2 separate regions of the Mus musculus genome follow, and region 2 is linked to region 1. Evidence: chromatin contacts called from ENCODE POLR2A ChIA-PET data. All regions are on one chromosome and are shown on one strand. The core of a region is the stretch at or near the end of the contact, and the rest is flanking DNA. Distances in the headings are between cores, read along the strand shown. Region 1 holds the start of Cfl1 (cofilin 1, non-muscle). Region 2 holds the start of Ehbp1l1 (EH domain binding protein 1-like 1).

Evidence for each region. ChIA-PET counts read pairs that join two places held with the same protein, here RNA polymerase II (POLR2A).
Region 2: POLR2A ChIA-PET joins it to region 1 with 10 read pairs in Patski. The contact joins the promoter of Ehbp1l1 here to the promoter of Cfl1 in region 1. POLR2A ChIA-PET finds 5 or more read pairs at or near these places in 4 of 5 experiments (Patski and embryonic stem cell).

Annotation. Positions count from the first base shown.
Region 1 is chr19:5,486,165-5,491,746 of GRCm38, forward strand. It overlaps Cfl1 (cofilin 1, non-muscle), which reads left to right and starts at 4,291. Exons shown (of 4, transcript NM_007687.5): 1 at 4,291-4,438. The coding sequence starts at 4,436. Mus81 (MUS81 structure-specific endonuclease subunit) reads right to left here and starts at 2,215. Exons shown (of 16, transcript NM_027877.4): 1 at 1,824-2,215; 2 at 1,598-1,727; 3 at 861-943; 4 at 323-424; 5 at 116-184. The coding sequence starts at 1,958.
Region 2 is chr19:5,725,003-5,730,860 of GRCm38, forward strand. Ehbp1l1 (EH domain binding protein 1-like 1) reads right to left here and starts at 1,315. Exons shown (of 19, transcript NM_053252.3): 1 at 915-1,315. The coding sequence starts at 1,018. Fam89b (family with sequence similarity 89, member B) reads right to left here and starts at 4,664. Exons shown (of 2, transcript NM_181452.2): 1 at 4,235-4,664; 2 at 3,085-3,866. The coding sequence starts at 4,525. The coding sequence ends at 3,588. It overlaps Znrd2 (zinc ribbon domain containing 2), which reads right to left. Exons shown (of 4, transcript NM_020491.5): 4 at 5,304-5,710. The coding sequence ends at 5,367.

The DNA of each region.
Region 1 (5,582 bases), core at 3,041-5,540:
ACTTCCCGGGCCCCTAGCCATATGCCACATTTGGATCAGGCTGCATACCAAGGGTGCCTGCCATGGAGGGAGAGCTGCCATGGGATCTACCTGCCCACTCTCAGAAGATGCTCACCCTGGGGGTCTTCTGGGCACACTTCTGCAGCAGCTCCTCTTTGGTTAGGAAGCTGTGGCCATCAGAATTCTGAAACAATGGTTGAAGTGAGCGTAGGTTCAGGTCCAGCGCTCCTCCCCCTGCTATGCGGTGGCCAGTTTGCATGCTGTCCAGGCATATTTCTGTGAGCCTGCTGCTTTGCCCCACCCACGCGCCTGACTTGCTCACCAGGTGCTCCCTGTAGAGTTGCAGCAGGATCTCTCGAGCACCTGAGTTCTGAGCTGGCCAATAGCCAACACTGGTGCTTCCTGCTTGAGGCTGGGTGGGAACCTGAGAGAGACAGAGGGGCTCGCTGAATTCCAATGCCTGTCAGCTGAGGTTTCAGCAGGCCCCATGGGCCTGGCGAGGGAGATGAGGCTACAAGCCCTAGTAAATCTGGAATGTGATGGTGGCCAGAGCAAAAGTTGGGGGTATGGCCCAGGCCCAGGCCCAGCCCCAACCCCTGGAGAACAGTAACATGGTACACGTCCCACAACTTCCTGGGCTGGATCTTTTGGCAGCTCTCTTTGGGAGTCTGACTACCGTGATCCCAATAATCCTACTTAGGATTTAAGGTGGTGCCTCTCAAAGAGGGTAAGAGACTGTCCCAAGCCAATCTCAATCAATAAGAGCTGGATCCAGGGCTGTTCAACCCCTCAAACCAAGAAGTCTACAATCAACGACCCCTCCCCCCATTTAGCTTTCTACTTCCTTTCCCAATCCTCACTGGCATGGAAGAGTCCTGGACTTGCTCAGGTGGCCCTTTGCTGGCTCCCTTCTTTCCAGATGGTGAGCTGGGGGCATGGTCACCTATAGAGATCAGAAGAGAGTTAGTCCTGCACACAGTCTGGCTGCCCGGAGGAGCTTAGATGGAGTTGCTCAGTGTGTGAATTTGAGTGTCATATTTTAAAACGTTTTTGTGTTTTCTTGTATGTGTATGAGTGTTTCACCTGTGAGTATGTCTATGCATCACTTGCATGCAATACTAGAAGAGGTCAGAAGTAGGGGCTGGATTCCCCCGAATTGGGGTTTTGGTTTGGAAGCAGGGGCTCACTGCGTCAAGCCCTGGCTGACCTCAAACTCACAAAGATTCTCTTGCCCCTGCTTCTTCTGGGTGTTGGGATTAAAAGTACAAATCACCATGCCCTACCCATGTCACTTTTTTTTTTTGGAGATAGTCTCAGATAGCCCAGGCTAGCCTCGAACTCACTATGAAATTGAGAATGCTCTTGAACGCCTGAGTCTTCTACCCCCACCTCCTAAATGGTTACAGACTTGTTTCACAATGCCACCAATCTCAGGCGGCTAGCTCTGTTCGTTGAGAACCAGGAGGCTTAGGGAGCATCAACAATCACTAGTCGTGGGTCGAACAGCAACCACGTTGTGAGGGGGTAATTTGAAGCCAGAGTAGACACAGCCTGCACCTAAGAAATTTAGGAGACACCAACTCCCTGAGGTGCTCACCGCCTGATGCTAGGTGCTGCTTCAGCTTTTCGTCCAGCATGCGGCAGAGCCTGTCTCCGAAGTGCTGGAGTATCTTGGCTTCCTTCCCGCTGCGCAATGGTAGCGGGTACCGTTGGAGGGAGCGCAATGCCTGGCGAACACAAGGGAGAAGAGAGCTTATCAAACTAGGATTCACGGATCACCTGACTCTGCCAGAGCACTGTCACCAGAAACAGCTGGGACTCACCTTTTGAAACACGAAACGCGTGTGGCGCCCCCTGCTGGCTGCCTCGTCCCGCCACTCGGTCAGCCAACGAACGAAGAGCGGGTTGGGGCAAACGGGCAGCGGACGCTTCCGGCCCAGGCGGACCGGCTCCGCCATAAGAACTAGACTGGCTCCTTCAGAGTCTCAAAAAACCCCTGAGACTAGGATCGCGACAATTCAGTTGGTATAAGAACACTTGTTTGAGGGTAGGGTCTCTCCAACCTAGCAGGGCACCAGCTCATGGAATGACCTCCTTTCGCCATGTACTATGCAGTAAGAGGCTAGCTCGGTTTGCACGGCCTTTCCTTAGAACCGCCCCCATTCGCCCGCCGGCACCAGCCTTTTGGACAGGCCCCACCCAGGCCATGGAGCTTTGACCCACCCTTTCCTCTCACCCAAAAATTCGAGAGCAGACTCTTTTTTTTTGTGTACTGACTGTTAAAAAGGAGGACAGCGCCCCCTGTGACTGGGAGGGCCGGTGTGGGGGTACACTCAGAAACCTGAACTTGGCTTGCTTCAAGGTCTCATAAGGCTATTTCAGGCTCACTATCGTAGAAGAGGCTGGGAAAAAGAGGGCTTAAGAAAAGTGGAGGAGAGGGACGGACACAAGTCCAAGAATATTTGTGGGAGGGACATCTTAAAGGGGTACAAGGAATGAAATAAAGCTAAGGCAGAAGCAGAAAGATCTCGAAATGTGCCAAGTCGGGGATATTTGTGCACAGAAGACTCAGGCTAGGTGAATGGCGAAGATGTGTATTTAATTCCTCCCTTTCAAGGAGGAATAAGAGGTGTATCCTAGAAGGTGGAGAGTTCGAATGTGGGCACATGGTTGGATCCCGGGGATGCTAGTTAGACACTTCGCTTCTGTGGCTCATTAAAAGTGAAGGAGCCTCAGGGAGGATGAAGGTGGGAACCTTGCTGGGGCAGGGATGTCTCAAGCTGAGGGACACAGGGCTCAATAGAACATAGAGGTCCCTTCAGTGTTTGGAACAACGCACGGTCTTCAGCTGTCACGCTGTCACTCCGGAAGTCGTCGGGAGCCCAATTCGCAGACCCTCTTCTCAGTCTAGCTTTTGTGCACCCGCCTCTTTCCTCAAGCAGCCTTATAAGGAGCCTGCAGCTGGCGCTTGGACTGGGCACGCCCTCTGGAGGCTTATGCCCTAATAAGGACATCTAGGGCATCCCGCGACCAGGGGCGGAAGGAGTGCGTCTCCAGGGTAACTGCGTGGCCCCTCCCCCCGTTGCTCTGGGAAACTGCTAGTCTCGAAAAAGGTGGAGCCAGCCTTCTCCTTAGGAGGGGCCCTTGGGAGAGAAGGGGGTCAAGCTTCGGCCTCCACCTGGAGCTCCAGCAGTGTAGCCCACGGGTGCAGTCACCTGGAGCTCCCGCAGTGTAGCCCACGGGTGCAGTCTGACTACAATCCCCTGACTACAACCCCCGGCATCCTCTGCGTGCTGCCTCGCTCCTGGGGAAGCTCCTCTTTTACACCCTTTATTCAGCTTGGGGAGGTCAAGGGCCCCGGTTTCCTTTGCCTCTGAGTTGTTTGCGACTTTGCCCTTTTTTTCTAAGGCCATGGTCATTGTTTCAGGTCAGAGAAATTCTCCTGGAGTTCCCACCCCAGTTTATTTTAAACTTTTGCTTTCATATAGATTCTCTTCAGTCTTTGTGCTAAAATGATCATAAACCTATCAACTCTGGAATTAAATTGAAGTATTCCTTTTCCTGTATCGTAAAAGAAACATAAAGAAGTTTTTTTTTTGTTTTGTTTTGTTTTGTTTTGTTTTTTGATTTTTCAAGACAGGGTTTCTCTGTGTAGCCCTGGCTGTCCTGGAACTCACTTTGTAGACCAGGCTTGCCTCGCACTCAGAAATCCGCCTGCCTCTGCCTCCCGAGTGCTGGGATTAAAGGTGTGCGCCACCATGCCCGGCCATAAGGAAATTTTTAGTGCACAACTCTTCACCCTTCCCCCATGAATTACGTTTGATCTAACAATTTGCCAAACGTCTTTAGACAACGCCAAAGCTCTCAAACTTTTTATGTTAGCATTTCCTGTTTTTTAAAAAATCCTATTTGTTGAAATTTTACTCCACGGGAGCATTTCTATTGGCTTGAAGACACCGTTATACTTGGCGATTCTCTTTTCTGTGAGAGAGGATCCCAAGCTGATGATTCAAAATCTTTTTTCAGGAACCATAAAGAACAAAAAACCACTTAATTTCTGGGATAAAGAAAGTAGAGAATTATATTCAGGTCATTTTTATCAAACGATGGGCCTCTGGCTCAGAGCGTTTTTTGGTCCATTGCACCAATGGGCTCACTCTCCGTGCAACAGCCCACGCCTCTCGGCCTCCGCCTACTCTGCGCCTCAAGCTCTGCGGAACCCGGTAGCAGCTAGTTCTATTTCGGTGCAAAATCCTCGGACTTCACTTCCCGTCGGCCCGCGCGGCAAGCGCCGGAAGGCCGCCCCGCCCCTCATTGTGCGGCTCCTACTAAACGGAAGGGGCCGGGAGAGGCCGCGTTCAGTCGGATCCCGGCAGCAGCTGCGGCGGCTCAGGTCTTCAGTTGCTCTTTCTGTCTCCCTTTCGTTTCCGGAAACATGGTGAGCATTAGGCCACTGCGCCCGAGGGAAGTGGGTTCGTGATCCGTCGCTTGCGCGCCGGGCGGGGTGGGGGCGGCAGAGAAGCGGTCTTGGTATCCCATCCCCCAGCACCCCGAGCGAGATTAAGGGTCTCATTGAAGGGCAGGCCGCGCGTGCGCGCCTCCGGGCGCTGGGAAGGGCCGATTCGGACGTCGCTCGCGCGCCCCCTGGCTCCTCTCCCCTCCCCCATCCTGCCTTTGCGCCAGCGCGGCCACTGGCCGTGGGGGAGGGGTCCAGTGTGCGGGGCCTCGGGCAACGCTCGCTGGTTCTCGATGGCGCGCGCTGGACCAGAGCACGCGGCATCCAAACCCTGGCCCGGGGCCGCTAGGGAAAAGCGCGCGAGGTGTCGGCGCGCGCCCCACCCAAGGGCTGTTCCCTTCCCCGCATCATCCTCCCTCTGCGGCTAGGTTGGTCTCCACAGCAGGTGGCAGGGATTCCGCCGTCAGGGCGGGGCGGGGGCGGCCGCGGTGTGGCTCTGGGAGATGCTGAGGCATCGGGGAACCTGATTGAGACGCTGGTTCTGGAGCCTTCTTGCAACACGAGTCACGGAGTGGGTTCCTGTACAGGCTATCGCCCCACTTCTAGAAAGAGCGATTACACACTCCATTCTGTAGTCACTGTACCTCGGGCTAGAGCTAGAACAGCGCGTGCGCACATGCTTGGGCCCTGCCATCCCGGCTGCAGCTCTAGCCGAGCTAGGCCTTTTGCTGCTCTGCCGGATGGGGCCGAGGGTGGAGCCGCGTTTAGGGAAGTGACCGAGGCGGGTACCGCCCGGAAGCCACCAGCTTTTATGCTTAGCCTGAGGGCACGGGAAACTGTTTTTTGGAGTGAGACTGGCCAGAGCTACCTCTCCAGCTGACTGCGTTTACGCCTATTCCTAAAGGCGAGCCTTAGGCGTTGAGACATCTGAGGTCCGGCCGCCTCGCTGCCTCTGGGCTACGAGTGTCTCTTGGGGAGGCCCTGAACCTAGTCCAATCTTTCTCCGCCTACTCCGGAAGCGGGTGAATCACGTGGCTAGCTTCCTCTGCAGTTCCATGGTGGTGGTGGGGAGGGTTGGTTGTAGATTTCTGATTGGGTCGTCCCCCAGGGCCGTACAAAGCAGAAA
Region 2 (5,858 bases), core at 65-2,564, 240 kb after region 1:
GGGCCTCCGGGTACACTCAGCATGTTCAAGGCTGATGATTAATGGTGCTACCCCCAAAGACCCCAGCCTCTGCTCCTTCGCCTCCTTAGACCCCATGGTTCCGGCCTACCCCAGCTCTTCCCCCTTGGGAGTCTATATTTAGCCCTGCCTGGCCTGTGAGGCCCCCACAGCTGTGCCCTAATCCAGCCAAGGGAAGCTGACACCGGTGAGCACATATATTTAGGGTGTGACGCAGGGGCCTGGGCAGCTGCCCGGTGGGGACATGTGAGCCAGATGCCCCCAGGGGCCCTTGACAGTCCAATACAAGACCTGTCCTCTCTTGCAAGTCGTCCCCTCACCCAACTCTCTTTCCCTCCACGGACCCTCTCCTGAACCCACCAGCTCCTAGGACTTCAGGCCCCTTTAAGCCTCTCCCCGCCTCCCTGTTATCCATCCAAGCTCAGTTTCCCCTTTTAAGGACATTGTGGAGACAGCACCAGCTTCTGGGGCCCACTCTGGCTGAAGGGGGAGGGGCTGAAAAAGAGAAGGCCACATTTTCACCCTGAACTGGACTAGGAACCATGAAGTCTTTTCCACCCAAAGCCCCCTGGAGCCCTAAAATCTTGTTCCGTTTTCCACTGCTACCCTAGACCGCTGTCCTTGGCTTGAGGGCTTCTCCCCGAGTCCTGACCACAGCCGATTTAATGTGGGCCCAGGCTGATTCTCCCAAAGCCACCGAGTCTTGACCCCCACAAGGTTCTCCACAACAGGAGTCCCCCCAACCTGCCAGGCACTTCAGTGTCTGGAATACCTAGGATGGGAACCCCTTTAGCCTTTAGACTTGAGAGGATTTTTTTTCCAGGTTCAAACGAGTCAAACTAAGTTGAGTCCCACATCAGTCTTAGGGGACTCCCTCAGGCCCCGCTTCTACTCACCACTTCTTGGTGCACTCCAACACCAGTTCATGGTAACACGCCACAAACTGGAACTTGGCGGCCCGCTTGCCAACCCGCTGCAGGCGCTTCCACACTGAAGTCATGGCCTGAGGAACTCTGCCGGATCTCTTCTCAGGCTTGGGACTCCCTCTTGCCCACCACTGCTGGCTCAGCCAGGGTCCCCATGGTCTCTGGAGCTCTTTTCTTTGTCACCGGATCTGTCCGCCCCGTCCGTGTAGATATGTCTGAGGTTTAGACCTAGGCTGAGTTTGCCCGGGGTCCGCCTGGTGGGCTGGCTGAGTCTGCGGGGCCGTCGCGGCGCGTCGAGCTGGTCTCAGCTCAAGAGTAGCGAGCGCGCCGTTTCCTGGAGCCGCACCCCCCCCCCTCGCCCCGCGTCCGAAGGCGGGCGGGGCTGCAGCGCGGGGCGGGGCGACCCTGCTTCCGGGATCTAGCGTCCGGACTTGGACACCCGGGTACCCGGTTCGGGGGTGGAAGGAATGAGTACCGATCGCAAAGCCGGTTTGATGGGCGCCCGCGAGTCAAATGGGGTTAGGGTGACGTGTGAGCTCCAAGAGGTGGCAGCCCTCAACTTGGTGCCACCCTCCAAAAGAGCTGCCTCTGCTGTCTCCCTTATATCTGCAACCTTGGTACTGGTTGGTACCCCATTTCCCAAGCTTGTAAAGTAGAGACCTAGAAAGGAAAAGAACCGTCCACTGAGCCAGAGTTAACGGTTCTTAACTCTGGGGTGGGAGATTCTTGTTAGCACCCATGCAGAGCCCCAGAGCCAGCCTTGGTGAGATATACCTAGAGTCTCCAAACCTGACTCCTCATATGGCACAAGGGAAAACAATCCTCACATCTCACAAGCAGTGAAAGGTTCTGTCTGTCTGTCTGTCTGGTGCCCCCCCCCCCCCCGAGACAGGGTTTTTCTGTCCTGGAACTCACTTTGTAGATCAGGCTGGCCTCAAACTCACTAGTTTTTACTAAAGAGTGCCACCCTGAACAAAGCACACACTCTGCGCCTCAGTTTTGAAGTCTGTTAAATGGGGCCAATTACAGTTCTATCTTTTATGTATGTCATTGAAGTCTGAAGATGGGGAAAGCGGTTGGCTTAGGGCTGGGCTGATTTTGTCTCATTACGCGCAATCCGTTATCAGAACTAGAGAAAATATGTACATGGGTGGTTTTTGCTCCTCCCCTGGGAAGTCCCTGGGGCGTTAGCTGCTGTGTTAACACCTAGATTAGACTCCTTATCGCTCACACATCCAATTCACACTGTAATGAGCCTTGCAAGGTGTTTTATACCCAGCTAGAGAGATGGCCTGGAGCAACACATCAACGTGTCACCTGCCTGGTAACCCTCAATTTGGTTAGGATGTCTGGTCTTGCAGGCGTGTTAGCCTATCGGCATCTTCAGCAGGCAAGTGACTATGGTAGGAGGTGGGGATGAGGATGCTTGGGTGCAACTTTGAGAATGTGCAGGCTTATTCCTGTGGGCTGAACACCCAGTTTTGTCTATCATATCGCTGTGGTCCTCTGCTTCCTCTCTACGGAAGCAGTTTATGTGCAACCCTACAGGTCCTTCGTGCTGTCTCGGGGTAGGCTGGGTGCTCTGAGACTGCAGCACAGGGGCCTGAGCCAGGCGAAACGATGCTCTGAGCCCGGCTGCCATCTCCCTCCCTTCCAAGGCTTGTCTACAAACTGAAACTTGTTTACTCCTTTCGGCCTCCACACCCCTCCTTCCCAGCAATCCCTACAGCTCACGGGGCACCAACTCTAAGACTCTTCTTGGACCTTTCCCTATTCATGGGGATGGGCCCCTGGGTCAGGCAGCTCCGGCCCACCCATTTCCTGTGCCAACTCCTCCCAGCACGGGAGGTGGAAAGTTTCTCTCCTCAAGATGGGCGGCTCCTTCCTTCCCAAAAGGCTCAAAGCAAGGCGGAAGGGCATGCTGGGTTCGAAAACGTAGAGCCCAAGGGGAAAAGACTTGACCGCTTTCATATTGCTGCAGGGCCAGCTTCCAACCTTGCCCGCAAGAGGGAAGATTCGCATCTCACGCCCATTAAGCCTTTCGCTAGGGGGTCTTGGGCGCCACCTGCCGGCAGAACGTAGACTACACTTGCCAGAAAACTATTCCCCAACCCAGTACCAATTAACCAGGCAATCACAATACAATGCTGAAATTATTTATTTTCCCGCCCAGGAACTGGCCGCTAAACTTAAATATCCAGCATAAAGACCTTAGCCTTTCTGGTCGTGGGTGGCTACAGAGGTGGGTTCTGGAGCCCTTGTCCCAGGCAATGAACCCCTGGGGCCACTGGTAGGGATGCCGCTGAGCCAGCAGCTGCAAGAGGCAGCAAAAGACGAAAAAGAGATGAGAGCTAGGCACTCATCCCAGTCCCAGAGATGCAAACGGGAGTGCAAGACGCTTTGGGCCCCACAGTCAGACTAAGGGCTGGCCAAGCTAGGGTGCACACATGTGGGAGAAGTGGAAGCCCAGGACACTGGGCACAGGCTGCAATCTTGACCGCTTTGCCTGATGGGTATAATGCCTTGCCCTCCTGAAGTGAGGTGAGGTGGTACCGGTAAAAGAGCAGGCACTGTAGACTAAGGACTTGCTGAAGGGCAAGTTTTGAGCCTTTTGTATGGGTGCGTTCCTATCCACCTCAGCTTTCAAAGGCTGATTTGGAAAGCATCCTGCAACCACTGGTCACGGGCATTGTGAGTCTGGGGTACGGTGAGGGGTGGAGGGTCTGGGGGCAGGCTGGCATCAGGAGGCTCCTCGTCATCAGACAGGCCGGCATCAGGTGGGTAGGAGCTGTCCGAGTGCAGAGAGGATGACAGGTCCTGGCACAAGCTCAGGTCTTGGCACAGATGCTTGTAGTCCTGGATCGACTCGTACAGGCCCCACAGCTGGCACAACAGGGACATATCCAGCTGTCGCAGCCCCACCTACAGACAACTGACAGTGGGCTGGAGTTGGGGGTCCGGGCCACCCCCAGAATTCCCACCGTGGACGACAACCCTATCCAATCTTCCTGCACCTTTAAGTGAAAGTTCTGAGAACAGATGGTACTTGCCAACTGTGAAACCTTCCAGCCAGTCCTTGGCCCTCATTTATACAATGGGGTAACATTGTCCAGCAAGATGAAATCAGGCAAGTTTTTAAAAATGCAACAATTGCTACACATTACTATCAGTGCTGTCCTAAAGCCCCGTGACCAGATGCTTCCTGCTGGACCTGAGATGAGGAAGCGGATCCCAGACTTATTTCTGCCCTCTTCAGAGCTACTACCCTGGCGAGGCGCCCACCTACTCACCATCTCCTTGCGCAGCGCGGCTAGTGCAGAGTCGAGGTTAACCGGGCGGCGCGGGCCCGCTGCAGAACCTGAGTTAGCAGATCCAGCGGCATGGCGAGGACCATCCGGGGCGCGGGCGGCACGACTCAGTTCGTCGTGGATGCGGCTCCGTTGGCTGTAGACACGCTCCAGCTCCCTCCACGAGCCCCCACTAGCGTTAAGAAGGCCGCTGAGGCCGCGCGGTAGCGGCGGGAGCCCGGCCAGAGCGCAGCCCGCGCCGCCCGGCGCCTCAGTCGCGGGCAGCCCGTTCATAGCCAGGCAGGCGTGGACCACGATGCCGCCTGGACCCCTCTTACGTTTTCAGCGGGCTGTTGCCCAGAGAACCAGCTCTCCGTGGCCCGGTCTCCGGAGAGATCTCAGCCACCGCCCGCAGGCCGTGCTTTGTTCCGTCCCCGACTCCTAGGACTCCGCCTATGCTCCACCCCCCTGCATGGGCGGGGCCTCTCTTAACGCGGCGATGACCCTGGAGCGAAAAACCCATCAAAGAACTGGATGGGACAGGGGAGGCCGAAAGGGTCAGAAACGGTTTTTTGGCGACCTTTTGCTGCCTCATTCCTATACAATGTGTCCTCTCCCAAGGGAAGGATTCTAAAAGCACGGGGATGTGGGAGGCCCGAGTCTGGGGTAGGAAGGTAAGACTGTGCCTGACTCTTACAGTGCATCACTGCCCCTCCCCACAATTTGTCAACATCCTAGCAGCCAGAAGATGGAGAAAGATGGTAGAGTCAGGATGGTTAAAGGAAGGAAAGGAAGCCACCAAAGGGACTGAAACTTCAAATGGCACTCAAGTGGAGGAAAGGGGGTACTGGGTCAGAGACAATGATTAGTGGCCCAGCCTTTGGGAAGACTGAGGTCAGTCCTTGGAATAAGGTGTCACTTATCCCTCTGCCATTTACTTCTTGTCCTGAATGCAGAACTTCACCATTCAGGTAGAAAAGACCATGGAAAGGTGAGATGCCAAAAGCAAGGAAAACCATCGAGGAGAACTGGGGCTCACATGCACACTCAGAACCAAGAAAGAACAAACCACGCGGAGGAAAAACTGTTTTTCTGGAGGGTTTTTCTCAGGGGAACAGGGATCAGGATAGAGGTCTCAGTGATCCAGCTGTTTCAGGCTGCCTAGGGCCTCGGCGCAAGCCCGGATAAGCCCACAGAGCTGGATACTAGTCTCCAAGGAGGTGCTAGAGCCCAGCTCGACTGACGCCCAGGTTAGCTTCTGCAGGAGGGCCGTCTGTGTGGAAGCCACCGCGTCCGTATTTGGAGGTGCAGCCGGAAGAGGAGGCGCCTGGGCTGCCTTGAGCCCGGCTGCTGCGCCTTCACAGTGCTCTGGACGGGGTACTGGTGGCTGGGATGGGGGCCGAGAGCTCGAGGCAGGCTCTGTAGATGAGGCCAGCTGGTGTTCCCGAGCTTGAGAGAGCGCCGCCTGTGCATTCAGTGCTAGAACAAGAAAAGTGGTGGAAGAGTGAGGGTGCCCCGTCCGCCTCTCCCGAGTCATGTGCTCTTTACTGATGTCCCTGAGCTGCTGGTGTTTTCTGCCTAAGCCAATCCCATCTCATCTCTACTCTTCTTTCTCCTTACACATGCT